7 separate regions of the Mus musculus genome follow, and regions 1, 2, 4, 5, 6 and 7 are each linked to region 3. A link is a loop called in an ENCODE intact Hi-C map of the cell type or tissue named here. Cell type or tissue: heart. All regions are shown on one strand.

The links. Hi-C counts contacts between places; a loop is a spot of excess contacts. Peaks named below come from ENCODE experiments on the same cell type or tissue, not always from the same donor. Only the 100,000 strongest peaks of a DNase experiment are listed, where the experiment ranks them.
Region 1: it touches region 3 in a loop (3-fold over the local background); 4 of 42 quality-filtered maps call a loop at or near these places.
Region 2: a loop joins it to region 3, with 5 times the contacts of the local background. A loop is called at or near these places in 10 of 42 quality-filtered maps.
Region 4: it touches region 3 in a loop (8-fold over the local background); 38 of 42 quality-filtered maps call a loop at or near these places.
Region 5: a loop joins it to region 3, with 2.9 times the contacts of the local background. A loop is called at or near these places in 6 of 42 quality-filtered maps.
Region 6: it touches region 3 in a loop (2.4-fold over the local background); 7 of 42 quality-filtered maps call a loop at or near these places.
Region 7: a loop joins it to region 3, with 4 times the contacts of the local background. A loop is called at or near these places in 11 of 42 quality-filtered maps.

Annotation. Positions count from the first base shown.
Region 1 is chr13:9,634,785-9,638,784 of GRCm38, forward strand. Dip2c (disco interacting protein 2 homolog C) reads left to right here. Exons shown (of 37, transcript NM_001081426.2): 30 at 1-106; 31 at 2,311-2,481. Among named protein-coding and RNA genes, the nearest start is that of Gm36423, 38 kb to the right of the region's middle. In heart, a CTCF peak has its summit at 1,923; no DNase peak of the experiment used is centred here.
Region 2 is chr13:9,465,464-9,469,463 of GRCm38, forward strand. All of the region lies in intron 1 of Dip2c (disco interacting protein 2 homolog C), which reads left to right. Among named protein-coding and RNA genes, the nearest start is that of Dip2c, 190 kb to the left of the region's middle. In heart, a CTCF peak has its summit at 1,966 (motif pointing left); no DNase peak of the experiment used is centred here.
Region 3 is chr13:9,844,701-9,848,700 of GRCm38, forward strand. No RefSeq gene overlaps it. Among named protein-coding and RNA genes, the nearest start is that of Gm40665, 50 kb to the left of the region's middle. In heart, no CTCF peak of the experiment used is centred here; a DNase peak (open chromatin) is centred at 2,331; H3K4me3 peaks cover 228 bases.
Region 4 is chr13:9,179,744-9,183,743 of GRCm38, forward strand. No RefSeq gene overlaps it. Among named protein-coding and RNA genes, the nearest start is that of Larp4b, 88 kb to the left of the region's middle. In heart, a CTCF peak has its summit at 2,308; a DNase peak (open chromatin) is centred at 2,318; H3K4me3 peaks cover 358 bases.
Region 5 is chr13:9,640,332-9,644,331 of GRCm38, forward strand. The region is part of intron 31 of Dip2c (disco interacting protein 2 homolog C); the gene reads left to right. Among named protein-coding and RNA genes, the nearest start is that of Gm36423, 32 kb to the right of the region's middle. In heart, no CTCF peak of the experiment used is centred here; no DNase peak of the experiment used is centred here.
Region 6 is chr13:9,681,900-9,685,899 of GRCm38, forward strand. Zmynd11 (zinc finger, MYND domain containing 11) reads right to left here. Exons shown (of 15, transcript NM_001199141.2): 15 at 2,937-4,000. Gm36423 (a long non-coding RNA gene) reads left to right here. Exons shown (of 4, transcript XR_873120.3): 2 at 1-1,344; 3 at 3,230-3,321. Among named protein-coding and RNA genes, the nearest start is that of Gm36423, 9.4 kb to the left of the region's middle. In heart, a CTCF peak has its summit at 1,548; no DNase peak of the experiment used is centred here.
Region 7 is chr13:9,561,074-9,565,073 of GRCm38, forward strand. Dip2c (disco interacting protein 2 homolog C) reads left to right here. Exons shown (of 37, transcript NM_001081426.2): 10 at 2,041-2,151. Among named protein-coding and RNA genes, the nearest start is that of Gm36423, 110 kb to the right of the region's middle. In heart, a CTCF peak has its summit at 2,029 (motif pointing right); no DNase peak of the experiment used is centred here.

The sequences.
Region 1 (4,000 bases), 210 kb before region 3:
GTGGCTTCTTGCTGTGAGTCAATACAAAGTCCGGGATACCTTCTGTTCCTATTCGGTGATGGAGCTTTGCACGAAAGGGCTGGGCTCACAAACTGAGTCCCTCAAGGTAAACAGCCTCTCTTATGGCCTCAATGCTCACCAGAACTCCAGGCCACTCTAGTCTTGAGAAAGGACACTCGCACACTTGATGAGGCAGCATATTCCTTCCAAAGAGCTGACGTGTGATCTGCTTGCAGATTGATTTAGAAGAAGTTAAGGTTTTAGGTTTTCCTCATGAATACTTACCCACTGTCAGATACTAGTAAGAATTGTGAAAGTACTTTGTCCTCAATTTCTCCAGTATTTGTCAAAAGATGTAAATTGTCTCTGTTCCTAGCTAGATTTGGTGTTCAAGTAGAAAATGTTTATGTGATCAGCTTTCATTGGCTGGAAGGCCCTTATTTGAAGGTCTGCACTGTAACAAAAATTTATTTTGCAACTAAGTGAACAGTATTTGGGTTTTTACTTTTTTTTTTCTTTTTTCTTTTTTTCTTTTTTTTCTTTTGGGGGAATTTAATAGACGTTTTCATGGTAAGTTGAATTGTTAGTTAATGATAAGAGGGAAAAAATAATGTCTCGATAGTGTTCTACCCTGCTATTCTCTGCTTGTATATGCAGTGTGTGTGTCTGCCTATAGCTGTACAGGTTACTTATGTTTCTGTGTGTACACATATAGTCAAGAAGAACCTAGCACATTTATTTCCTCTGAACTTTTTCCTATTCATCCTAGTGCAATAAAACAAGATATGTAACTATGATGTTAAGCTATATAAATTCAGTTTATGAAATTACATATTTATATGAGGAAGAATTACAAAGAGTATTTCTTAGATCGACCTATATTGTTTTACAAAATGGTCAGGTACTTTTTTACCAGCCTTTGTTGTTGGCATGTACATAATTATCAGAGCTATCACAATTGAGTTGACACTTGCCACAGCTCTGTGAATCAGGACACGCTACTGTCCCTTGTAAAGATGAGAAACTTAAAGTCAGAGGATTTAGCAACCTTTCTACCCACATTTCTGCATTTAAAGAATTATAGAGATAAATTTGTACTGCTAATTGGAGTTGCTATTGTAGCCCAGCCACTTCAACAGTCACAAGTAAAGTTACTAGTATCATCCAGAGTTTAGTTGTTCCTATTCAATGTGTGTCTGCAGTTATGGTAAAACATCAGATTTTCATATCAAAGTTATCTTGAAGTCTGAGAATGTAGCCCAGTGGTAAAGCACATGAGGGACTCTTTAGTTATCTGCTGTTCCAACAGCTTGAGGGGCCCAGTTTGGGCAGTCCCCTGTCAACAGCTCGCTTTATGCCAGCCAGCATTACTCATTGTGCGCCATCACCTTCTCTTGAGGCCACAGTGAGATCAGAAGTGACTGATCTCATCTCTCTCAGCCCAGCCTGAGTGTGGCAACTTTAACAATTCAGTATTTTCATTCATTTCATTGAATTCCTCCTCCTCCTCCTGTGTGTGTCATTGTACAGTTCAGCTGGTTATATTTGTGGCAGAACCTTAGAAATAATTATGGAAATGTGCTTGATAATGAAAGTTGGTCTGTGACTTTTCAAGTCTCATCAGGTATAAACAGAGAAATGTCATTAGAAAGTTGTCTAAGCATTTTAGTTCTGCCTTTCTGTTTAAACACATTTCCAATATATGCATTCTTTTTTCAAAGGTGTGTGTGCGCAAGTGCAGATGCACACTTGAACACACCGTGTTTGCTGATAACCTGTGGAGGCCAAAGAAAGTGTTGGTCCCTTGGAGCTAGAATTAATGGCAGCTGTGAGCCATGAGCTGTGGGTGATGGAACTGAACCTGCATCCTCTGAAGAATAGCACACACTTAAGCACTGACCCAGCTCTCTAGCCCCATCATGTGTCCATTCTTGTCAGGTCCTACCCCTCCAAAAATGCACACTAATGCTTGTTCTTCCCCCGTGAGTGTGCTTGCTCACCCTTTTCCTTGTCGTTCTTGCTATTGCTTCAAACATGTTTTCAATGATATCTTTACTAGTTGCAATGTTTATATGGTTTTGTCCTGTGTTTCTTCAGCTGACTGGCTTGGCTAGGGTTTTTTTATTTTGTTTTGTTTTGGTTTTGGTTTTGTTACACTAACCTCCGCAGATAGCTTACAGAAACACTTTGGGTACAGATGGCACTAGAAGTGAAGAGTATTCCTGTGGGATTCTGAGTGAAAGGTTGTGTAGGTTACACATGGCTACACATGTTGACGGCTTAGCTAGTGTCCCTTGTCCTTATTTCCAGGCACGAGGCTTGGACTTGTCCCGGGTAAGAACCTGTGTGGTTGTGGCAGAAGAGCGTCCCCGAATCGCCCTTACACAGTCTTTCTCAAAGCTCTTTAAGGACTTGGGTCTCCACCCACGAGCTGTTAGTACTTCATTTGGCTGCAGAGTGAACCTGGCAATTTGCTTACAGGTAAGTTTCACTGAAACCATGGAGTGCTGTATCAGAAGACTGAGTCTCAGTGCCGGGTGGCAGCGTAGACCTGCTCAGCGGATTTTCCTTGGCAGGTGCTTACTTACATTAGACAAATCTCTGGTCATCACACAGATGTGAGTGCTACACCGTTTCCTTCTCTGCTTTTACTTGGAGACTTCCTTTCTAGCCATTATACACATCACTTACTGCATCCTGGAATATTTTAACTTTGGCAAAAGAGAAGCTCTTGGCCAAACTGGGCTGTCAGACTTATTTCAAAATTAGATATGAGAAAACCACTTATTTCAATAGTTCTCAACCTTCCTAATGTTGTGACCTGTTAATACAGTTTCTCATGCTGTAGTGACCCCAACTATAAAATTATTTTGTGGCTACTTCATAACTGTAATTTGCTACTGTTATGAATCATAGTGTAATTATCTGATATGCAGGATATCTGATCGTCAACCCTGTGAATATGTCATTCAACACCTGAAGGGGTCATGATCCATAGGTTGAGACTCATATATATGATTCTCTGAAGGAAGCTTTGCAGTGACGTAGCAGGGTTAATATTGTTGGTTTCCTTTTCCTCACTAGTTTCCTTCACTATTTCCTTTCTTTTTTGATAAATTCAACCTGTGAAGGGTGAAGTGACAAGATTAAGATTGCCAAAAATAACAAATGAGCACTTCAAGTCTGTGCCCAGCACTTACTGGTCCTGGGTGAGATAAGAGGAGTTCCTTGAGCTGGCTCACAGCAAATGCTAGACTCAGTTGCAGGAAAGCAGATGGGTTCCGGGCCCCTACCTACACTGTCCCTGCCATTGATACTTGAAAGGGTAGCTGCTGCAGTCTGCTACTGGGTAACCCCCCTCCCCCAACACACACACACACACACACACACACACACACACACAGACGTTGAGGATATCAAAGCAGGAAGTAGCTACCAACAGCTTGTTAAACATTTCCACGTACATGTTCCCTGTTTTTGTCTTCTTTCCTTTACAATAGGCTGCATACTTTTTATAATGGGAAGTACTAAGTAAATTTCAAAGCCCAATTCAATCTTCTCCCATTGTTGGAAAGTCTTTTTACTTAGATGAACTGAATATGTCCTTTTTTAAAAATTTGTTCAAGTTTTCTAATTTTTTCTATACCAAAATGTGCTAACGTGAAGGGTGTGTGTATAGATACAATGGAGTGTGCTTTATCCATAAAGACAAATGAAATTACATCATTTGCAGGGGGATGCATGAAACTAGATTATCATGTTAAATTAAACAAGCCAGTTTCAAATTGAAGTATTTCCTCTCATGTAGAATCTAGGTTTGTTTTTTTCCCTACAAATAAAGGGGGGCATAAAAGCACAGTGGGATATAATTGGAGGGAAGAGTTGGCAGGAAGCTGAGGGGGTCAAGAGGAAGTGAAAGGGGTGTCTGTGCGTTGTGAAAAGGTCATGGAACTCATTATTTTATTCAGATATGCAGTAATGAAGTTATTCTCAAGAAGTA
Region 2 (4,000 bases), 380 kb before region 3:
GTGCCAAATATTAACACCTCGGTTTGCATTCCTATCCATTTATGGTTAATTTGGGATTAAAAATTTAAATGTTTTTGTAACAATTTTAATTATGGACATATTACCATTACAACTCAGCAATATTCATAGCACTTTAAAGAACTAATTGGATTATATTATTTGTTAAATTTTCTGGAAGCATTGTGTATAGTTACCTAATTAATGTTTGTTGGTTTGCCAGAAATCAACTTTTTTTTTTCATTCAGAAACCAGAAAATGAAACATTCACTTCCATTAAATGTTCTTTTCTATGTGCCTCTTAATTTATGAGCATGATAACATGATCAACTTGTATCTTTTGGGATAATTCTTGCTTTAATAATGATCAGGCTAAATGATCATAATAACATGTTTTCTTGGAACTTAGTATTTGGATGCTTGTTTTGTGGTGACCTTGAGACCTTCATATAGGAAAACAAAACGAAAAGAAACCAAACAACAGTGTGTGTGTGTGTGTGTGTGTGTGTGTGTGTGTGTGTGTTGCATGCATGTGTATGTTGCATTGCTTAGCTATAGGGTCTGGAGCTAGCTAGGTGAGAAGTCCTGGCTCACCTAAAACTTATCTAGCCCAGGCTGGGCTCAAATTCAAGGTCATTCTCCTGGCATAGTATTTGTAAAATTCTGGGATGACAGGTATGAACCCCTACACCCACTTGTGAGGTTTTACAAGACTAAGAAGATAGAGGAAAAGACTTATGATTTATATGTACTTATACCCATACTGCAGCACTGTCTGCACCTACTCAAGACTTCTTCTATTCCTTTAGACACAGACCAACTACTGACGAGACACATTGCTGACAGCACCAGCATTCAAGAGTGCTCTTCTAGGTCTTAAAGCACAGGTATCCAAGTCTTATGCAAATTGGCTGACTGTCCTTCAGAAACAGTGCACTCTAGTTAGTATCTTGCTAGATACTAATTTTGGAATTAGTGATTAAATTTTGATAAAAGAAAAACATTAAGGAGTTAATAACAGGAGAACAGGACCTCAAAACTTGAAAACTGAAGTTCTCACTGAGTGCCACCCTCACCTTAAAAAATAGAAGTTCTATTTTTGCCCCCTGCAGATGAAAGTCTCTATTTCATGATCCTGAGCTCAGAAGGGGCGGACCCTTGTGTGCAGATTCAAACCAATTGTTCCAACAAAAAAGCAAAATTAATATCCCTTATATTTTGGATCCTACTCCCACATCTTGAAAATGAACACAGCTAAACTTAACCACAAAACACAGAAATAGCCATCCTCACCAAGATTCACCAATCATACAATTTACATTATTTTTCCAAGAAGAACATGCAGAAAGTATTAATTCAGTACACTTTAATGATGTTTAGAGCAATTGTATGCGAGCACCTCTGTTTCCTTCTCCATTTCCAGTTTTAAATTCTGTGCAAGGAGATTGAAGTTGGTGGCAAAGTTGTCATGTTGATGTGACAGAACTTGAGTAGGTCTAATTCTTTGCAGTAAGTATCTTACCCTGGAATCTAGATAAGATCCAGTTTTCCTAGTCTGCTTCTCAAAACAATCTAAAGGCAAATACTGATGAGCTAGGCAACAAACTTGAAAGACATTTCCTAAGTAAATACCATGCTGATTTTTCTTCTCTGTGTTTAACCAGCTTTGTAGGATAACATAATAGCATATTATGGCTGGCTACTTTACACTGAATCTAATATTTTCTCCCATAAACTCCGTTAAAGCTGCATTAGTAGATCCATTTGAAAGCAGTTCAGTAGCTAATGAGAGTACAGCTAAAATATTAGGAAATAGAACTCCATTTTCACACATTCACATATATAGGAGCACTCTGTAGGCCTTGAACCTCTATATGAGTATAATGGCACTACTGGGATTGTAAACACTTAGAAAATACCCATAGTGGTTTTTAGAGTGATACAGCACTTGTGTCTGTTGCTCTTTATTGCCCCCTGGTGGTCAACTTAGAACTAACTTCTTGGGTTGCCTATTGGGGCACTGATGCTTTTCCTCCCCAAACATTAGATTTCAATAAAAGGAAGGTGTGTGTGTGTGTGTGTGTGTGTGTGTGTGTGTGTGTGTACGTACATGTATGAGGATATATAGTTTTAAGTAGTCTTAAATGTTTTTACTACAAGTTGATAATAAACACATGTCTAGAATAATAGACTTAACCATGCTAGCAGTTAATATTGAGGAGAAAAAATAGGTTTTGATAAGCAGCTGTAAAGAAAATAGGGAGAAAATAGTGGCATGTTCTGTCCTGCCAGATGACTGAGGACCATCTGTCATGACTCAGTGCACTGGCTCTGAATGGTCCACATATGGCCATTGGCTCATTTTAGATTTCATTAATCCTGACGTCATGAAGTTTGTTGTAGTTTTAGAACAAGAGAGATAGTAAGTCAAGGCACTTTTTAGATACACTGGTCAGAACTTGAGGTAGATGGGCTACCTCTAACTGGGGAAATGAGATGCTATCTGTTGATATTCTATGCTTTTATGTTGCTCAGAAGCTACTGGTCTAATGAATTAATATATTCCAAAAGGTAGCCATTGTAAGCTTCTAGGTGAGACTCAATGCTAGGCAACGAATGCCTACTAAATGATAGGCATAGTTCAAGGAAATTTGGCACTGGGATTTGCAACAATACCAGCTCTCCTAGTTAATCAGCCTTGTGGAATCTTTAGCATATATGTGCCTTTTCTGTGGTAACTTGAGTTTACATATTTGAGACCTTTGTTTGCACTAAAATACAAGAGTTTTTATCCAATTCATTCTTGTAAGCAGTTTTATTCTGCTTTTAAAATGTCAGACATCACTGAGCTTTGACACCATGGTGATTTTACTACAATATATTTCCAGGCTTGCCTGGCACAATTGTATGGCAGAGCATGGGTTTCTGTGAGCTAGTGGGAAGAACCTGAAAGTCAAGGACACACATTCAGGTTAGATGGGATATTTACAAAGGTAGAAATTTAAATGAAATTAGTCATTTTTTTTTTAAGAGTATAAAACCAAACCAGCCCTTGTGAGACTCCAGAACACAGCGAGTAGGTTAAGATCCAAATCTGACTTCATTTTTATGCCACAAACTCAGTTTTTTCTTTTAATTATTGGTTATAACATTGAGATCACGGTGATTTGTGCAGCTGTTGAATGCAGACACTGCTGTACTTAAGGTCAAGTGTAGCACCTAGAACCAGGCAAGGGCTCAATAAGGCTTGCTATTGTTACTGTTTTAAAGATTCCCACATGAACACAATTGCTACATATGTGTCCATCTACAACGGGTCACTGAATGTGAAACAGGTAACTTTGTTTTGGGTTGGCTGGATTTATTTAGACAAGTTCATGACTGGACTTTTTTGAGCTGAGCTAACTGGTTGCTGTTTGTGCTTGAAGCTATAGAACAAAACAAAACAAGACAAAAACAAAAACAAAAACAAGAAACCTGAGCCCCAGGAAGTAGTGGACCTTTCAAATGTTTCCTCTCCAGTCACTTTGGGGACTGGAGAACAGGACATGCCTCAGAAGGATTTGCCTGAGGTGCCTCTTTCAGAGGGCTGTAAACTTGTGGGAAGGAAACTTGTCTTAGTTCTATCTGCCCTTAGATGATTTCTAAGCTTGGAGTAAAATTGTGAGGTTTATAGGCTATTCTCTCAGGGGTCAAGTACTGTATTCATTGTCCTTTATAGAACCTTTTATTAAAGAGCCTTCATCCTTACTCCAACTGGTCTTTGTCAGTACAATCTTAAACCATGTCACTTAGATTGCTGACTAATCAGAGTCAATACAAGCCAACTCAGGGACATCTTATGACACCAAGAAGCACATTGGATCTTCCTCATAACGCACTGTGTCTCTCTCACCCGTACCTCCCCGTGCACAGTACCCTTACCCAGGAAGAGACACTGATACAAGCAATCTGTCAGGAACCCTGAATTAAGGAGCCCATAACAATCATCTCAGAATTTCCA
Region 3 (4,000 bases):
ATGTGTGTGCATTTTGTGTGTGTATGGTGGTGGGGAGGTGGGTGGAGTTGAGAGGACAGGCAGCCTTGGCTATCAGTGTTCAGATGCCTTCTGTCTTTTTGATTGAGACAGTGTATCATTGGTCTGCAACTTTGTCTCCTAGGCCAGGCCTTCTAGAGATGCTCCTGCCTCTGCCTCATCCAGACCACCTTGCCTTACCTTTTGTGTGTGTGTGTTTTTTTTTTTTTCTCGACAGGGTTTCTCTGTGTAGCCCTGGCTGTCCTGGAACTCACTTTGTAGACCAGGCTGGTCTCAAACTCAGAAATCCACTTGCCTCTGCCTCTCAAGTGCTGGGATTAAAGGCGTGCGCCCCCACACCCGGTTTGCCTTGCTTTTTACATGGACCCTGGAGAGTGAGCTCATGGCCTAATGCTTACGAGGCTGGTCCTGTACAGTCGAGCCATCTCCTCAGCCTTTAGTTAGGATCTGTTTCTTTTGTCTTGTAAAGTCTACCTAGTTTGCTTCTCTGTTGCTGTGATAAAATTTTGACCGAAACCAGCATGGCAGAGGCCAAGGCTTATTTTATCTTGTTTTTTTATTTTTCTTATTTAGTTTTTATTCATAATCATAAACTTACCTCTACAATCCAGCTAGATTTGGAGGGGAATGAGGAAAATATGGAACCCAAGGGACCTCAGTGGGAGTAGAGATGACTGACAAGGTACTGTGAGCAGAGATGACAGGGTACTGTGATTACAAGGTACTGTGAGCAGAGATGACAGGGTACTGTGATTACAGGGTACTGTGAGCAGGGGGGGGGGGGGTTGCTCTCCTGTGCTAAAGGAGGGATGGTCCAGTGGGTAAGATGCCCACAAGTTAAAAGAATTAGAGTTGTCTACAGTTGGAAATGGTGATCTTGTTGTGTTGAAAAAAATACTGGACTCAGAACCAGCTTTCCTCAGACCTCAGGCTGCTACAAACACCCCTTTCCCTCCTTCAGTGCATGCACACACACACACACACACACACACACACACACACACACACACATTCTCTCCCCCTCCCCCAAGGCTTTGTACTCTGCACAGCCTAGGTTCAACAATGTTCTGTACAGTCCCACACTTGTGCTTAAACATGCTGCTGTTTGCCCAGTGGATACAGAAAGAGGCTGTAAATTAGTTGCTTTTCTATTGTGACCTGGAGATCCATCCCATAAACAACCACCAAACCCAGACACTATTGCATATGTCAGAAAGATTTTGCTGAAAGGACCCTGATATAGCTGTCTATTGTGAGGCTATGCCAGTGCCTGGCAAACACAGAAGTGGATGCTCACAGTCATCTATTGGATGGAACACAGGGCCCCCAATGGAGGAGCTAGAGAAAGCACCCAAGGAGCTAAAGGGGTCTGCAACCCTATAGGTGGAACAACAATATGAACTAACCAGTACCCCCAGAGTTCGTGTCTCTAGCTGCATATGTAGCAGAGGATGGCCTAGTTGGCCACCAATGGGAGGAGAGGCCCCTTGGTCTTGTGAAGATTATATGCCCCAGTACAGGGGAATGCCAGGGCCAGGAATGGAAGTGGGTGAGGTTGGGGAGCAGGAGGAGGAGGGAAGGTATAGGAGATTTTTGGAAAAGAAACTAGAAAAAGGAGTAGCATTTGAAATGTATATGAAGAAAATATCTAATAAAAAATAATAAAAAACATAATCTGATGAACGCACTCTCTCAGTTGAGATTCCTTCTTCCCAAATGACTGCAGTTCCTGCTAGGTTGAGAAAAACTAACCAGGACCAAGTCTATGGCTCCCTGTCTTCTTCTCTTCCTTCTCCATTGCTGCTCCCCAGAGGTCTTTTGGTGTGTGAATGTCTTTGCACTTCTTATTTTTTTCTGTGGCAATTTTGAAAAATTTCCAAATATAATGGAATAGCATTAGTAAATACGTACTTCTTTTTGGAACCCTGGAAATTCCATTTAAGATGGTGTCTAAAGCGGAGCTCAGGGCCAGCTAAAGTATTGTACCTGAGCTAGCACTGTGCACAGCTGCAGCCAGAGCTGCGCTTGTAACTGCAAACTGACCAATCAGTTCTGACGCTTGGTGTTATTCACCCACACCAACTGTTGGAGCTTTCGATTTCTTTAACCAAATTCTTTGTTCTTTTTTCTGGATATACTCTGCCTTTACTCAAATCAACATTTCAAATCCCGAGACTCTAAATAAAGCTATTTTGCAGTTACAGTCTCCATACTGACCACAGACAGATCATGCTTTAATCCGGTCCTGTTGAAGCGAGGCCATGCCACTGCAGTGAGTGGTCACACAGTGTCCTCTGGTGGTCATGCGGGAGAACTGCATGCATGCTCCATGGTTCCGCGGTCCAAACTAATATATTGTTAGATTAAATCATAATTATTGGGCTCACTGTTTTGGGAGTGGGGGTTGCCGTATTGATGAAGTCCATGTACAGGATGTAAGATTAATATAGAAGCTGAATCTTAGAATTTGTATGTCTGTGAGAATAATCTATTGGCTTGGACTGGAGCACTGGCTGTTGAGAGTAGAGAAAGGATTCAGAAAGCTCTCAGTCTTTGAGAATCCTGATGATGGAGGTCATGGATATCAGCTCACCACATGTGAATTTAAATTCCGTCCAACTTTTCTCCAGTCCCCATTCTCTGGCTTGGCTGGAGAATGGTCCCAGTATAAATGTAAATTCCCGTTATTTATAGAGTCTGTGGCTCTCTATTAAGTTGTGTGAATATATATTCAAATTTAAATGAAGTGGGCAAATTTCGTGAATGGAAAACAAAATGTGGTGACCCACATAATAGTTAGTGAATTGTTTCTGCTCAATCAAAAGACCAAGAAAGCCAATCCCTTCTCTTGCTTCGTGTTCTTCACCCAATCTCTTCCCAGATTCCATGTTCCTCTGCTATGTGAATTCCAGTGCAACTGTAGCTGTCACACAGAGATGACCGTGCTAATACCACCTTGGAATGCAGTAGGTTTGGAATACTGCTCAGTGGTAGAGAGCTTGCCTAACATGTTCAAGGCCTAGGTGTGGTCTTTAGCAGTGTGCACATATACAGTACACCACACACACACACACACACACACACACATACACCACCACCAAATTAAAATAACCCAGACAGAGGAAGCAGGTGGCACTGTCATGAGAGTCATCTCTCCTCCAATAGAGACACATACCTTGACAGACAGAAATCCGCTCAGAGCAGTCAGCTTCCTCTCCTTCGCAGGCACATTTCCAGATGTGGCAGCTGCCTGCATCCTAGATGCTGGGTGTGAGTGGATGTGCCCCTTTGGACCAAAACATCCTGATGTGTGTGTGTTGTCCCATGTTATCTTCTCCTTCTGCTGGCTACAGATGGAGCAAATGGATAACTTTTCTCTCTGCATTGTACTGTAGAGGGAAGCTTACCTGTCCATCAGAGACACCGGCTTCAACAGTCAGTGAACAAGCACTTCAGCTCTGGAGTACCAGTCCTCTGCCCCAGCACACATGCTTGGGGCCCGTGGCTTTGGCAGCTAGTGTTTATGTAGTCAGTGAAGACATTGGGTGTGTGTGGCCTCTGATATCTTGATTTGTTTTTTTCTGGATCAACCATTGTTAACTTTTCCTGGAGAGATGAACAAATATCTACTTACCCACATAGGCAACCAACAAAAGACCAAAGAAACCATACCATTCAAGTATAGCTCAGTGAATCGATTAATTTAACTGTTGTTGCCTACAAGGTCATAGCCAACTTACAGATACAAGTTGCTGGGAGCTCAAGTGTGCCTGGAGGCCATGTTCCACGTTATTCTCTGAATGAGATGGGGTTCAGATAACTACTTGTGGAGTTAACGCTCTGTCCAGACACACGAGGGAACCACCTAAGTGACAGAAGATTTGACCTGGCCTGCCATTTCACAGGGTTCAGTCTGATTGCTTTAGCAGAATGTCATGGTAGCTACAGAACGTGGTGGCATGGACTCCTTATCTTATGGGAG
Region 4 (4,000 bases), 660 kb before region 3:
CCACCTGTATCCTTAACCATTCAGACATCTGAGGCATCCTGAGCCTGTTACTCCTTGGCCTTGGGCAAGCTCTGATTCTAGACCTCCAGAGACCACTCACCCACGTTCAGCACATCCATGCCTTACATGCCTTTAAAGGGTCTTCAGTTCCCTGCTCCTCCCAGCAGCCCAAGGATCCCCCCCCACCCCCCGCAGGCTGTGGCCTCCCCTTGCCTCAGCTCCTGGGGCACTCACAGAGTAACTGACTAGCAGAGATGGGAGCTGTCACCCACCCACCTCTGACTTCATCTCCAAACGCTTACCCCTTCTCCATCCACACTGCCGCGTCCCCTTCCACAAACATACCACATTGCCCCATAGCAAAGCCTCTGATCGTCCAACACCTTAGTTCAAATACCCCGCGACATGGCCGTGGTCCTCACAGAGGCTGGCAGCCTGCGCCCTGCCACACACCGTTTGGTTTATAGCTGCACTATCGTAACTTAAAACTCATCGCGTTGTTTACTTGTTTTTTATTAGAATCCCCAGAGTAATCAGCCATCTACTATCTTCTCCTAGTGTGTGAGGTATTCACGGTGTTGTGGTGAGAATATGAAATTCTCCTTTAGGGTCATTTCTTTGAACAGTACCCTGAGGGTGGTGGTTTTGGAGCCTTTAGGAGGCGGAGCTTCACTGGAGGAAGTAGGTTAAACTAGGAGCAGGCCTGGAGGTTTAAGCCTCCCTCCTTGTTCTCCGTCAGCTTCCTAACTGTTACCGGTATGACCGCTGCTTCCTGCTCCTGTGGCCGGGACTTCCCCGCCACCATGGACTGTATCGCCATTGAGCTTTAACTGGAGATCAACCCTCATGTTCCTAGCTTATGCTCTCGTTTCCAGGCAGCGTGGATTCCAGCCCAAGGAACAGTACTGCCCACATTTAGGACAATAACAATCGGTGCAGTCAATGCAGTCTAGAGACTTCCTTACAGACGCACCCAAAGCTCTCTCTCCTGGGTGGTTGTAGGTCCTGTCAAGTTGAAATAGAGATTTAATGGTATTCTTGACTAGACTAAGTAAACAAAATATTGTTTCCCATATATAGAGGATTGTCATGGTTAAGGAGCATGGGGTTCTAAAGTCCAGAGAGCCCCCTGATACCTGCAGTGTCTGCTCGTGCATCTGAGGTCAAGGAAAAAAATGGGTTAACGCCACCGAAAGCATCCACAAATTGTTTTTTAGAATCGGGGAAACCGGGTCTCACTCCTCTTAGACACACAAGGAGGTAGGTTCATCTCCAGTGGCAACCACAGAGTCCCTAAAGGGCCTGTGAGGGTAGGGACTCTTTCAGTGAAGCGCTCCCATGGGACAGAGGCCACCTTGATGACAAGGGATCGCCCAGCCAGAGTGGTCTGCAACACAGCCCCCAGCGTGGCATCTATGCTCACTGTCAGATGCACAGCAAAGCAAATGTCCTGCGTGTCAGATATGTGGTGATCACATGCTGCTCACACTGTTCCCTCGTGCTTTGGAAATTTCCGGAGTCAGCTCTGCCTCAGTGCCTCAGGACCTCTCCCTAACCTCAGGTCAGGACTCCAATAAACAGGCAGAGAGAGAGCAAAGGGCCCAGCCTCCCACTTCCTGCCTCCTTGACTATTTGCCCAGCCTAGGTCAGGTAGCCAAAGACCCATTTGTTGCTGTTTGTTAAGTTCAGCCAAAGCTTGTAATGAGGCTCAGTAGGGTTAAACTCTGTACTGTGATATAAACAGCACGAGCCCTGTGTACAAGTGTGCTCATCCCAGTAAAACATAGAAAATGCTGGTGAAATTAATGTCAAAAGACCTTATTTGATTTGGCAGGCTGAAATACAGCGATTCCAACATGCATTGGTATAAAACAGGTCCCGTTTTTTTTCTTAATGTTGCTGGGTTTTGTTTATTTAGTTGGTTGGTTGGGTGTTTTGTTTTTTGTTTTTGTTTGTTTTTTGTTTGTTTTAAGACAAAGTCTCATGTATCCCAGACTGGCTTCTAACTCACTATGTAATTAAACATGACCTTGAACTTCAAATCTCCCTGCTTCCAGATCCTGAGTACTGCAATTATAGACTTGGAAGCTGTGTGTGGTCCTGGGGACTCAACCCAGGGCTTCATGAATGCTAGGCGAGCATGTTATACCACTGAGTTATACCCCTCCTACAGCACCAGCCCAGAACAGTTTTTATTCTTTTAATTTTTTTCTAACACTGAAAACGTTTGAAATCTCTGGTGTATATAGAAACTTAAAGGACTTGATTTCTAAAGGTCCGCGTCCTGACGATGCAGTGTAGGACTCACCACCACACGGGGGTGCTCGATCCTCACCCTAAAGCACTCGAGGGAAGTCCCTTTGTTTGCAGCAAGAGAAGGTAGGAGGATCTCTTTTGTACTCTTGTTTAAAAGGCAAAGACACCGAGCTTGGTCTTGAGACAGCTTCATCCTTTTCCTCCTGGTGCTTGTAGAAGAAATTTGGCGAGAGTTCTTCAGAGACTGCCGGAGACCCTACTGCTCATGGATGTGAATATTTAGATAGATTAGATAGACAGACAGATAGATATAGACAGACAGACGGGTAGGTAGGTAGGTAGGATATATACACAAATATGTGATATATTTACATATATGTGATTTGTTCTTATTTTTAAGTTGAAAACATATCGTTTCATGCAATCTATTCAGACGACAGGTTTTCCCTCTGTCATTTTCTCCTCGGCTCTTCCCACCTTCGGGTGGCTTGGCCCTGGTCTTCTAAAGCCATTTCTCCTTTTTTTCAGGGCTACCCTGATGCCCAACTCATCTGCTCACACATCTTTCTTTCTCCCTTTAGAAAGCAAACAACAAACAAGCCTGATGGTGGTGGCCTTTAATCCCAGCACTCAGGAGGCAGAGGCAGGTGAATTTCTGAGTTCAAGGCCAGTCTTGTCCAGAACAGTCAGGACTACAAAGAGAAACCCCTGTCTTCATAAACAACAAACAAACAAACAAACAAAAGCCAAGAAACACAAACCCCATAAAAAAAACACAAAATTGGAAATCATAATAAACGAGCAAAAGACTAGTAAAAAAAAAGAAAGAGAGAAAGAGAAAGTGAGAGAGAGAAAGGAAGGAAGGAAGGAAAAGAAAGAAAGAAAGAAAGAAAGAAAGAGAAAAGAGAAAAGAGAAAAGAAAAGAAAAGAAAAAAGAAAAGAGAGAAAGAGGGGCTGGAGAGATGGCTCAGCAGTTAAGAGCACTGACTGCTCTTCCAGGGGTCCTGAGTTCAATTCACAGCAAACACATGGTGGCTCATAACTATCTGTAATGGGATCTGATGCCTTTTTCTGTTATGTCTGAAGACAGCGACACTGTACTCATATTCATAAAGTAAATAAATAAATCTTTAAAAAAGAGAGAGGAAGGAAGGAAGGAAGGAAGGAAGGAAGGAAGGAAGGAAGGAAGGAAGGAAAGAAGGAAAGAAGGAAAGAAGGAAGGAAGAAGAAATCCAAACAAAGAATATGGGGGCAGGGGGGACCAACCAACCAAAAACTCTACAAAGATACCATTGAGTTTGTTTTGTGTTGGCCTTGGCATGGGGTGTGTATGCCCAGTGAGATGCAGTTGGAGCAAACAAATCTTTCCTTTGCAAATTATTGTCAGTTTGAGATCGCTTCTTGGTTATGGGTGGGAGCACATGCCTGTTTTCCCCTCAGCCCTGGTGTCCTATCTAGCTGACGCAGTCTGTGAGTTCTTGTGTGCTTCAGTCCTGTTGTGTCTGGAACTGCCCCAGGCATGGGGTTCCATCCCATGGCATGAGCCTTCAGTACAGTCAGATACTGAGTGATCAGTTATTCTCACATATTTTTTTTTTCTACTATTACACATATCACAGGCAGGTCACTGCCTCAGATGACAGGGTTTGTAGCTGGGTTGGTGTTTAGCTCTCTTCTCTGGTAGTGTGCAGAGCACCTTCCAGTACTGTGAACACCAGTTAGTAGGGATGTAAACTCTAGTTGG
Region 5 (4,000 bases), 200 kb before region 3:
GGGGCAGCGACCCATAGCTCACCCACAGCAAAGCTTCTGTAGCTCAGAAGATGGTGGTTCTATACCCTTGCCTACCTCTACTCTAGAAACTAGCCCGTGACAAAGTTCTTACCCTCTATATATTTCTCGTTGTCAGTGTGATAAACAATCAAAGCATAGATCTACCTGGCCCTTCCCCTGAAAATGTGATTATCGTTTGTTGGTGAAGAGTGCCTTGGGCACAGACTTTAGGGTGGGTGATCAAAGAAGTGTTTGGGCAGGTGCTCGTTTGCAGCGTGTACCACATTCACAAGCACGATGGCCTTTTGGAAAAGTGATAGCCTTGGGAAAGGATGGTCACTGGAGACATTTGTGTCTGTTACTTTTTATGAAATTATGTGACAGCTGCTGAACAAACAGGGCCATGAACACATAGTCTGGAAGGCAGAAAACCTTATTGCTTCCTGTGGTATTTTCTCTAGAACATGACACAGTGTGAAATAAGGTGTGAGGAAGACCAGTGTGCAGGCGGAAACATAAAAATCTAAGATATTCTTCACATTTTCCTACCTTCTGCCCACATGGTTAAGGTGAAGAAGATGAGGCTTCTCTGAGGAGAACCAGCATCACTGGTGTTCACAAACATTGGTGTATCGGTGGGAATGTTAGCTGTCGATTGGTTGGCTATTTCTTACTAGTGGTCTTTTCCATATCTGATCACCATCCTTACATCCCTTCAGCACACTGAGTTTCTGGATAATCAGCTAGTTACAGTGAGGAGATCTAATCTCTCTGAGACAGTATTAAGCAGCTTAGAAAGGGAGCCTCATCCCTGTGTGTCTAGGCTTTAAATATCTATTCCTTAGGGACAGTGTTTTGTGAAATTAGTGGTGTCACTTTTAGAGGAGTTTGCTGGCCTTGTAGGCTTCTATGCACCTTATAGATGTGGAATTTATTTTTTAATTACAGACCAAAAGGCCTCAACAGTGCCTTAAATACTCAAAGATGAAATCATGCAGTTTTTTCTAGCGCTGAACAAACATAGGTAGATACCATTTAGAACATATCTGAGAGGGCTGGTGTGATAACTTAGTTTTAAAGGCCCTGAGTTCAAATCCTAAACCCACATTATAAAGGAGGCCAGGTCTGGTATACACACTTGAAATCCTAGCACCTAAGAGGAAAATCTTAGGGATTCAACCACCAGCCACCCTAGTGTGCTTGGCAAATTCCAAGCCAGTATCTGAGGAGCAATACTTGCTCTACAGGGGCACATCTATAGTTGTATACACACATATACAAATATATCAGATAACATGCCCTTTTACAGTTTAAAGGAGCCAGAGAAATATCTCAGTGTATAAAAGTGCTTACTATTGAGAATGATGGTCAGAGCAACCTAGAAACCTAGTGGTGGAAGGAGAGCGCTCCACAGGTTGTCCTCTGACCTCTACACATGTACCAAGGTACTGCATTCATCCCCCCCCCCCCCCACCAATCATAAATAAGTGAATGCCATTCTAAAAGTTAAGCTTTAGAAGAATAGACTTGGGGTTTGTTTTTATTTTGCAAACATCTTCATCTGTGCCCCCAGCTGTTTTCACTGCCCAACCTCACATCACTCTTCACCCTTGGTCAGTCTCATGTTGAACCACCTTCTCTTTGTGGAGTCATCATGCCTTTGCATGCTGACCTTCATCTGCAGTGTGATAGAGGCTATGCCCTAGTCCTGGTCCCTTCCAAGACCTTTCAGACTCCATAGGGGCAAGGACCTTCCTTCCTCTTCCTCTTCTTGCTCTACACTTCCTCTCATGTCTTCTGTAAGCAGCTGTGCTAGGAATAGCTTCACTAATGACCCTCTAGGGGCCAACACACCATCACATCTCCCGATTCTGTCACTTCTGAGTATGAACAGAAATGCTGAGAACTTGAGTCATCTAACCTTAGCCCTATGCATTTCAACAGAAGCTACAGCAATTAAATGAATACTTTCTTGATCAGAGTGTAGTGTCCCATATAAAAAGCGTATAGCACATAAGAATTTCCTCCAAAATGAACTCACAGTGTGAATCTGCAACAAGTGAATTGTACTTACAAGAGAAAAATGGCTATCCAAGCTTTGCTCTGTAAGAAAACACAGAGACAGAGTGAGGAGTATTTTTAACAAATTTATCAAACCCTTTGATTAGGGCAGCTTCTAGTTGGATCCTCCCGTACACATGAAGGATAAAGTTTAGTCATTGTTTTTTATGAAGAGAAAAAAAAAACATAGATTAAATGGACTTTACTAATTGACAGAGCTATGGAATAAAAGCCAAACAAAAAAACAAAAAACAAAAACAAAAATACCCTATAAGAATAATAAGCCACTGGTTACCTATAGGAATGACATTTCTCAGAATCTTGAGCTATTAAAATGACACAATTTTCATTTGTTGAATTTATGATAAAAATAGATATTGGAAATATCGAATTACTACTTTAGGGTTTAGTTAACTTAAGTGTTAGATTCTGTTGTTTGTTTGATTTGTTTGTTTGAGACAGGGTCTCACTATGTAGCTCTGGCTCCTGGAATTCATTCTGTAGACCAAACTGGCCTCTAACGCTCAGAGATCTGCTTACCTCTGCCTCCCAAATACTGGGATTAAATGCATGTACCACTGTGCCCAGCTTAACATCATTTTCTGCAATACCATTAAACAGTGTCATTGTTTATTATTAACCTGTCTTGGGAACACTTTCCCATCACTTTAACATTTAAAGCAAAGAAACTGTCTCTGCATTAGCTATGTGACACATAAAGTTGCATCCTCTTTTCATTAAAGGAAGAGAAGGATAAACAATGTCCTTCCATCTTCCAAAGGAGACTTAAGATGTTTTCTTATTAAGAGGGGAAAAAACCTTAAATATGAATGATGATGGTATATTACATAGGATAAGATGAGTAATTTATCTGAGTGAAAAGCTTGTTTATAAATAACTTTGTAGAATTAATAGTAAAGTTCTAGTCAACCTTAAATCTTGAAACTAACAAAGAAAGAGAAATACAGTAGTCACAATGATAGATAATTGATAATTAAGACTCCAGTCTGAAATCACGGGACCTGTATTCTCCATCATTTGACTTGTTCTTCATTGCAGTCAAGAAACGTTCCTGGTTTTCAGACTGTGCTTTTTTACCCATAGCCTGGCTAAAGGATAAGTCATGAATGTCAAATAGATGTCTAAGTTTGATTCAGTGTGTTCCATGTGGGAGATATTCATTCCAACACATTGCATGGGTTACTTTATTTAAACAACACACAGGGCATCTATGAGTAAGTACTGTCATTCCCACACAGCGTGGCAGGACTAAGCACTTCGCCCAATTCCTGATGCAAGTGAAGTGGTCATCAATGCAATGCAGACATTTGCTCTGAACTTATATACTCATTCAGTCATCCAAGTAAAACTGATTTCATGAGGCTTCACTGAAGTAGTAAGAAGGGTTCCACATGTCCATAAACCCCAAAGTCTGTTTGTTTGACAGTTATCAGACTTTGGCAGCCTGGGTGTTCACATGTTACTTGCCAGCCCTCTGAAGGGAGGCACTCACTGAGCCAGAGTGAGGAAGTCAGGCTTAATGTTGCTATGGTGTTTTCAGAAGGGTCGGCTCAAAAGAAAAATAAGAGTGTGAGCAAATGGACCCATGTTCCAATAAAACATTTCAAAACCAGGCAAGATGGTCTTTGGCTAGCCCCTTGAATATCATTCCATTTACCAGTTTGGCAGCACTATCTTTTGAAACTTGTCAGTCCCACCCCAAATCTCCCTAAAAAAAAAAAAAAAAAAAATGGACCTTTTTTTTTTTTCTTTTTGAGACAGGCTTTTATGTAGCCCAGGCTGCTGTCAAACTCAGTGTGTAAAGAGGAAGAAGCAAGTATACAATTTAGGAGCCTGGTACTTGATACCTTTATACCTCAGAAATGCACCTTCGATCCTTTTGTCTTACTGATTTTTTTTTCCATTTTTTATTAGGTAT
Region 6 (4,000 bases), 160 kb before region 3:
TGCCAAGCAGAATTCTCTCTATTCCCCCCCCCCCCCCCTTGGGTCACAGCATTGGTCTTCCTCTGGATTGCTTGACTTACCAGATCCCAGAAGGGTGGTGAAATACAGTCTGAAATGCTCTACTTGTGCATGAGAGCTGGTAGAATGTCCTATCACCTTTTTCCTCTTAAAATCAGGAGAATGAACCTCCCTTGAATGACAGCTGCCCCCACCCCAAGAAGAAACATTCCTTGTCAGGGGAACAGCCAAAACTGCATGAGGTCTTGATCTTGGTCTTTTCCCCAAAGCTCTCATCTTCTGCCAGCTCCCGTCAACATCAACAGCCCTTTCCACACTCACCTGTTGTCCCACATCCTGCTTGGGTCTTGCTGGTTCTTTGAGTGTTGGGATTTCAGTGAGGCCCTACTCACAGGGCATGTATGCTCTTCTCCCTGTGGGTCTGTCTTAGCCTTAGAGGATGCAGGTACAATTTTGCCTTGCCTGTCCGCTCAAGGTTAATGCTTGTCACATTACAGGATTTCGGTTGAGGGTCTCACTTTTCTTTTGAATGTGATGACCAGACAATTTCCAGGCTCTCAAGTTTGAGACTACAATATCCTTAAAGAGGCTCAAACTCCATCAAAAGTTTTGTTTTGTTTTGTTTTGTTTTCTGCAGCTCCCAAGCATTCTAAAATGTGTTTGCTGTTGAAGGCCACAGTAAGTCAGGACAAGTATGACAAGAAAGTCATTGGGCACTAGGAACAATGCAGCTAGTTTCAGTGGAGACATGGGGGAAGTAATAAAAGACTAGATTTTGAAAGCTTGGTACACACTAAGGATGCAAATGGCCTCAACCATAATTAGAATTGAGGGTATATCTCCACAGGTAGAAAGCTTGCCTGCCATGCAGAAAGCCCTGGCTTCCATGCCCAGAACCACATATGATCAGAAATTCAAGGTCACATAGTTTGTGGCCAGTCTTGAATCTGTGAGACCCTGTCTCACACATAATAATTGTAATTTTATATTATTTACAAATGTTTGATGAGACACAACATTAACCTTACCTGGTTGTGCTTTTTTTTTTTCAATATGCCTACTAAGAAATGTATAGTTCTGTAGAATTTTATAGTTCTGTAGCATTCTATGTCCCTGTCACAGCATTTTTGCTTTATGGAGTTCAATGTAGTAACACTCACTGTCTGAGTTTTCACAGCCTCAAAACTTGTCTCTCAAGAGTGATGGTCTCTGGTCAGCTCACGCCATACTACCTGGAAGCTCACAAGCAAATGACTTTCCAGCCTCCCAAGCTGCAGGCCCACTCCATGGATCCTGACATCTGCAGTGCCTGGGTGAGCTGCGTAGGTATGAACACTTTGAACTTAATTACAGTAAGTCTATTTGTCTCTCTACATAATAATGTTTCACTAATTTGATTAGGTCAATAATTCTTAACATGAAGGACAAGGTAATTCTTGGCATGAGGCACCTATAGAATTTTACGCAGTTTGTCTTGCACAGGCATTTGGCTCAACACTTATTTCCCTGGTAATACATCTGTGGTCCTCAGAGTGGCAGCACTTGGGAATGTGTTAAGGATGCCTGTACTGAGGTGTAGGACCTAACAGTGCATGAATAAGGCCTCCTGACACTCGGTTGGTGCTCCTCTAAGTCAGAGCCTGGGTGAAGACACAGGTAGAGCTGCTTGCCGCACCTTCATAGTCAGTGAGGGGTGTGGAGGGAGTGGAGAAGCCAGCTGAGGTGACGGGTATCATTCAGGATGTTGAACTTGTTGACAACTTTCAGATGGTCTTTAAACTTTAGAGTCTAGCACAGCAGATACATTTAAAAAATGGAGTTTGCAGTTAAGCCAATATGAATTTGAGACTGAGTTCTGTGACTCACCAGTCAAGCACATCCAGGTTCATTATTAAATCACTTTCAATTGACCTGTCTATACTTTCCTGGTCTTGATTGCCAGACCAGGGTATCGGTGGCTGGACTAAAAGACTTCCTTCTAATGTATTAGAATGCAGCCATTTCCCTGTGGAGTCCACTTCTGTGCAGGGTCCTGTGCAGGTTTGAAAGTATTGTGAGATGTGAGCTGTTTCTCTGTTTCCAGGCACACGGCCCTCACTGACTCAGCTCTGGCCTGGGCTTCGAGACTGTCACTTTGTCCGCACTGTTATGGACTCATACTTGTTAGTTAAGGCTTTCTCAGTTGAAAACCTTTCTGAACACAACTGTTAAGTCCAGACTTGGGGTGGGTGTCCAGGGTATGAGGTGTTTGCTTGTGTTTTAGTTTAGCACAGGTGAGCTTGTTGCTTAGTGACAAAGACAACATGAACAGAATCTTTTGTGATGACAGTTGGAAGTTGGAGAGGAAACCATCTCATCCCAACTGTGATCTCACTACTAGACGGCAGTGCTGAAAGCACGCAGAGCTACATGAAGACGGGCTGACGTTGGCGTGAAGGCCGGAGACTGGTAAAACAGCAGCATCTGCCACCCAATGAGAGCAAGCTGGCCCTGGCTGCTCAGAGTCCATCAAGAGCAGCCCTAAGTACATGATCTCGCCCTCTTCTTTCTGAGAAGTGACCCATGGAATCCAGTATAAATGTTGAAGTGAAGAACTGCACCTGATAAACTTGCATTTTCCTTTTTTTTTTTTTTTTTTTTTGTATTTTTATGTGTGTGAATTGTGTTGCCTGCATAGCGGTGTGCACCATGTGTGTGCCTGGAGTCCACAGAGGTCTGAAGAAGACACTGGCTTCCCTGGGACTGGAGTGACAGATGCTTGTGAGGGGCCATCTGCCAGAGCAGTCAGTGCTCTTACCCAGCTCCCGACATGGCTTCACTATCATCATGAGCAACTCCCGCTCTCGACCAAGCTTTTCTGTAGCTGTGTTGTGTCTGGCAGCAGACACTGAGCTGAAGCAGCTTACTGACAAGAGTTGTTGGGTTTTTTAAATACATTTATTAACCAATGTTAACACAGTAAATGAAATCTATATATTGCTAGTCAGAGCAGCTTACAAAATGCCAGAGGGCATCATAGAACTGGACAGCCACAATGGTACTTACAGTGTGCAGAGCGGGACACTCAACACCTTGATAGAGCTTTAGGATTGCAGAAAAATTTAATGAGTCCTAAAACAATCAATTGTAATTTTACCTAAAACTTTTACAAAACCAGGCCACAATCTCTTTTTTTAATTTTTTTTTTGTTGTTTTTTTTTAAAACACACAGTTTTCACACTGTAGTTACTTGGAAATGTGCAGCCGTGTCGACAGAGACAAGAAGCCAAAGTAACAGGGACCTCACGTTCATGCAGCTATCAGGTAAATAGTACATACTCTGGAATGATTTTACACCAAAAATATTCCCACAATAACTTGCTCTCACAGGGGTGGATCAACGTCTGAAAACAATCAAAGACCGTCAAGTGTCCTTGTTCGGGCAGCGCAGCAGCAGTGATGGTACACGGCAGCGAGGAGGGGGCGGTGGTGCCTGTAAGCTATTGCAGTTCCTGTATAACCCGAGGGAGCTCCTGGGCTACGGTTGGTTTTACAAAAGAGCTCGCCCCGTGCGCGTGTGTGGCAGTAGTTACGCCGTCTGCAGTAGCACCGGCACTGCGTGGAGGAGGCCTCACAGACGGCTCCTTCCTTTCATCTTTAGAGTGACCCTGATGAACCGGGGAAAACTGTCTTAAAGGCTTTTCTCCCGACTCTTTCACTTCTGTTTTGAGTAATTGCTTTAATAAATATCAAAGGTCTAAATAAATATTTACAAATTATTTCTCTAACCTCAAAAAATAACTAAAGGATAAAGTAGGAATTTGGTTCGGTCTGTGATGAGTCTTGGAGGAGAAAAAAAAACAATTGGTGAGATAGTTTTAAAGAAATTTAATTTTCCTGGTTGTCTTTTATATATCTATGTATAAAAAATGTTATTCAACTATCGATCCATTCCTACCAGTAACGCTGCTTAAGCAGACACCCCGCAGAATACGGACTTTGT
Region 7 (4,000 bases), 280 kb before region 3:
ATTCACATGAGACGTGGTCTCAAAAATTAGTTTTTGTTAATATGCTTACACATACAAATATATCCTCTTACTCTCTTTCCAACTTGTTCTTGCTGGTTTTCTTTTAAGCTATGTAGAAAAGAAATCATGTATTCCAGAACTTAATCTTTCTCCAGCACCTTTCCTGTCTTACAAAATACCCAGCATGGCTAAATTTAAGATACAGCTCCTGGCTTCAAAACTACTACCAGTATCCTTTTATGCTAGCCTATTTATCTTGGATATTAAATATGCTAGACTACCTTATCTAAATGTTCTTACCAAAATTAATAAGGCTACTTAAAACATTTTTAAAGAATCCATTTGAAACTCAAAAAGTACAAAAATGATGCATATTTGCTAAACCTTTGGATTTCTGTGCCTGTGAAAATACACCCACAAGGTTTGTAAAGAGTTGACACCATAGGTGCAGCAACGTGTTAGAGGGGCTTATGTGAAAATAAAAGCTGCATCCTGAAGAACACAGTAGGAATCCTATTAACCAACCAACCAACCAACCAACCAAAGAACTCTTATCATACAGGAAACTTTGTAAAACCCCAGTGAGTTGGCAATACCATTTGAGAGAGCACTAGGATAGGTTAAATATTAAATTGGCTGTGTTGCAAACAGTCATGTAGCGCATACTGATGTTCAGAGAGTTTGCATGTAGGATGGCCATCCCAGAAGATACTGCTTAGTGAAGTGTCATAGCCATTCTAGTTTGCCTGAGTACAGTCTCTATACTTTAATTATTATAACCCACCTAACACATTTCTCCTAATTTATATCTACACCAAAACTGTCTCAATTCTTTAAAAAAGCATGGAGAAATTGGCTCAAATATTTATTACCTTTGAATATAAAGGAAACACATTTAAAACATGAAATATATACCAAAAATGTAAAAATATATCAAGAAACCTTTGTGTTAAATATATTAAACACAAATTCCAGGGAACATAGCAAGGTGTGAAAAGAGAAATATGGACAATGAAAAAGAATCCATAAGAGGAAAAACTTGAGGATATGGTCATATTGTTAGTGTTGGGAAACCTATTTAGAAATTATATCCAGTATTATGTGTTGTGGGTTGTAATCTACTCTTAGACTGGTTAAACTGAGCAGGTTGGATAAACAAGGAAGACCAGGAGCAATTAAGTCTTTATAGTAGTAGGCAGTGAAAATATGCACGTTCAGCATTAAAAGACTGATGTTGAAATTATGCCAGGTAGTGCATGTGATATATCATGCTTCTGTAAACTCTGCCATTTGACTGTTACCAGGACAATTAGGAGCAGTTTGTTATTGCTTTTTCTTTTTCTCATAGAAGGAACTATGACTTAGGCCAAAATTGCATATAAGATACTACTAAAACTAAAAAATAACTTAGCATCTGAATTCAGTCCAACTGGGTCTATCTCCTAAGCAAGCATTTGCCCAGATACCTAGTAAAGAATTATATAAACATTTAATTTTAGTTGTAAGAACGTTATCAGAATATGCAGAGTTATTTATTTAGACCAATAAAAAGAGTAAAAACACATATACTGTGTACACTGGTTTTGGTTTTTTTTTTTTTTTTTTTTTGGTTTGGTTGGTTTTTTTGCTTTTGTTTTTTTGTTGTTGGTTTTTTGTTTTTTTTTTTTTGTATATGAAAATTATGTGGCTGTGGAACACAAGCAAACAATAAAATGAGATTCTGTCTGGTACGGGAGGATAGCTGACAGCTGTTAATACTTCCCTTCCGTGTAAGTTGAAGAAAAAGTATGGGGTACTTATTAAAATATCTGTTATTCTTTTTACATAAAACATTTTTTCTTAGCATCCATCACTTTTGAGATAGATTCTTGCTCTGTAGCCTCTGGTCACTCTTAATTTATATAGTCCATAGTCAGCCTCCTAAGTACTGATCTTACTGGCCTGCCTGTCCACCTGTTGGGGACCTGAAATTTTCATCCTGCTGTCCATGGAAGTATAAATCCTGCTGTTGACTCAGCTGTGTGTCTTGCTCGTCTCCAGGTGGCGCTAGTGTTCCCCAACAATGACCCTGCTGCTTTCATGGTGGCCTTCTATGGTTGCTTGCTGGCTGAAGTTGTTCCTGTCCCCATTGAAGTGCCACTCACAAGAAAGGTAAAGAACTCACTGTTCATTAAGCTCTATTAGAGGGAAGTGTCAGGCTCCATGACTGGGTGAGAATGTGTAGACTACAGTTTTGTAAATTACTTTTTATCTTTGCTGTGCAAGTTCAGTGACATGTTCTTGCTGTCTCTAACACTCAGACCAGATTTTCATTAGTTGCATTAATTTGTGAGAACAGTTATTCACACATACCCAGCATGTCTCATCTGCAGGTGTGCTCCTCCGTAAGGTGAAGCTTCCGTTTATTTGGTAGCATAGCATGGCCCTGTCTTATCAAGTCCTGGTTCTGATTGGTCATATCTTATTTTCAAATTAAATGTCTAAACTTGCTCTTATCTTTATTGTATATTCCAACTGTGGGGCCAGTAAGTAGCTAGTATTGTATAATTTTGTAATCACCAGCCTTATTAGCAGCCCCTAGTAGATTTGCTGTGTGTAGTTCCCAGGGCTGCAGTAGCTTTGCTGCTGGTGTTTGTAGGGATCTCTCCCCCATTTCTCAGGATCTTGTCCTCACCTGTTTGTTCACCTGTTTGATAAGAAAGCCATGCCAGCAGGTGCGAAGTAACCTCACTGTGGTTTTAATTTGTGTTTCCCTAACAGTTGTGCTGAACTTTCTTTCCTGCCTGTGCATGTATAACATAGCAGCCTGTTGGCCTGAGCAGTTTTCTTACTTTTACCTGACTCTTCTCCCCGGTTACAAGTGAGATAACAGGATTGTATGAGTAAATGAGGAGGAAGTACGGGAAGGCTAATCCTTGCACCCACCTGTTCAGTGGCCACTGGAGCTCCTTAAAGGTCCTACTCAACAGTCCTTGTTCTTAAGCCTGAATCTGGTTGAATGCCTTAAGTAACAGCTTGCTTTTATTTATTCAGTTATAATCCTGGTAGTGAAAGGGAAACATCTAGGCAGTTTTATCAAGAGAAGTTGGTGACCCAACAGGAGAGAGGGACAAGAAAAAGCAGTCTCCAGCCTTGCCAGTGACATCAGGAAAATGATTATCACTATCTTGTGGTATCTGAACCTGTATGTTTTTCTGTCAGCCAAGTGGATTTACTAACCTAAAAAGTAGGTTTCGCCAAGATGTCCTTGAGGAACAAAGGTTATCCACAAGGGTGATAGTCTGGGTACAAAGGGATAGCAACCGCAAAGACCCAGCCAGGCTGACAGTGTGAAGCCTGTGTATGCCAGTGATGACAGGACAGAACATGCATACTGGGCCAGACCAAGGTCCTGCTGTGACTTGAATGGCTGCATAACAGCCACCCGGGTCTGGTGCTGCCTGAGAATTTTTGTATGCTGTCAAGGCTATCTGGCTTGCTCCAAAGAGCTCAAGTCATAGTTGATTGGTTGGTTGTGTTGCTAAATATTTCCAAAGTGGGCTATGTGGCACTTGCTCTAATCCTAGTAGTGGGGATACTGAAACAGATGGGTTGGGCTCAATGAGGCCAAAGTGAGCTACTGAATGAAACACTGCCTGGAAACAAACAAAAGTTTCAGATGAACCTCTAGAGGGAATAATGTCAGAGTCTGGTATGTTTACCGCTTTAGGTGAACAGAATGGTATTTTGAGAGAGGCACTCAGTAGACCTGGGATCTCGAACTGCAGGAATTGAGGGAGAAAGAGCAGTAGAGCTGTAAAGGGCTACAAGGAGATGAGCAAGTGCCTGCCAGGGTGAGGAGGGCCTCCTCCAGAAAAGGCATCTTTTAGCTGACGCGTCCTTGTATGCATAGTATGGCAGGCACCTTAGATTCACTTTCTTAAATGCCAGTGTATGCTATGTGAGTGTTCCTTAAAGTATATAGACACACAAATATGTGTGTGTGTCCTATGCTGGGTTC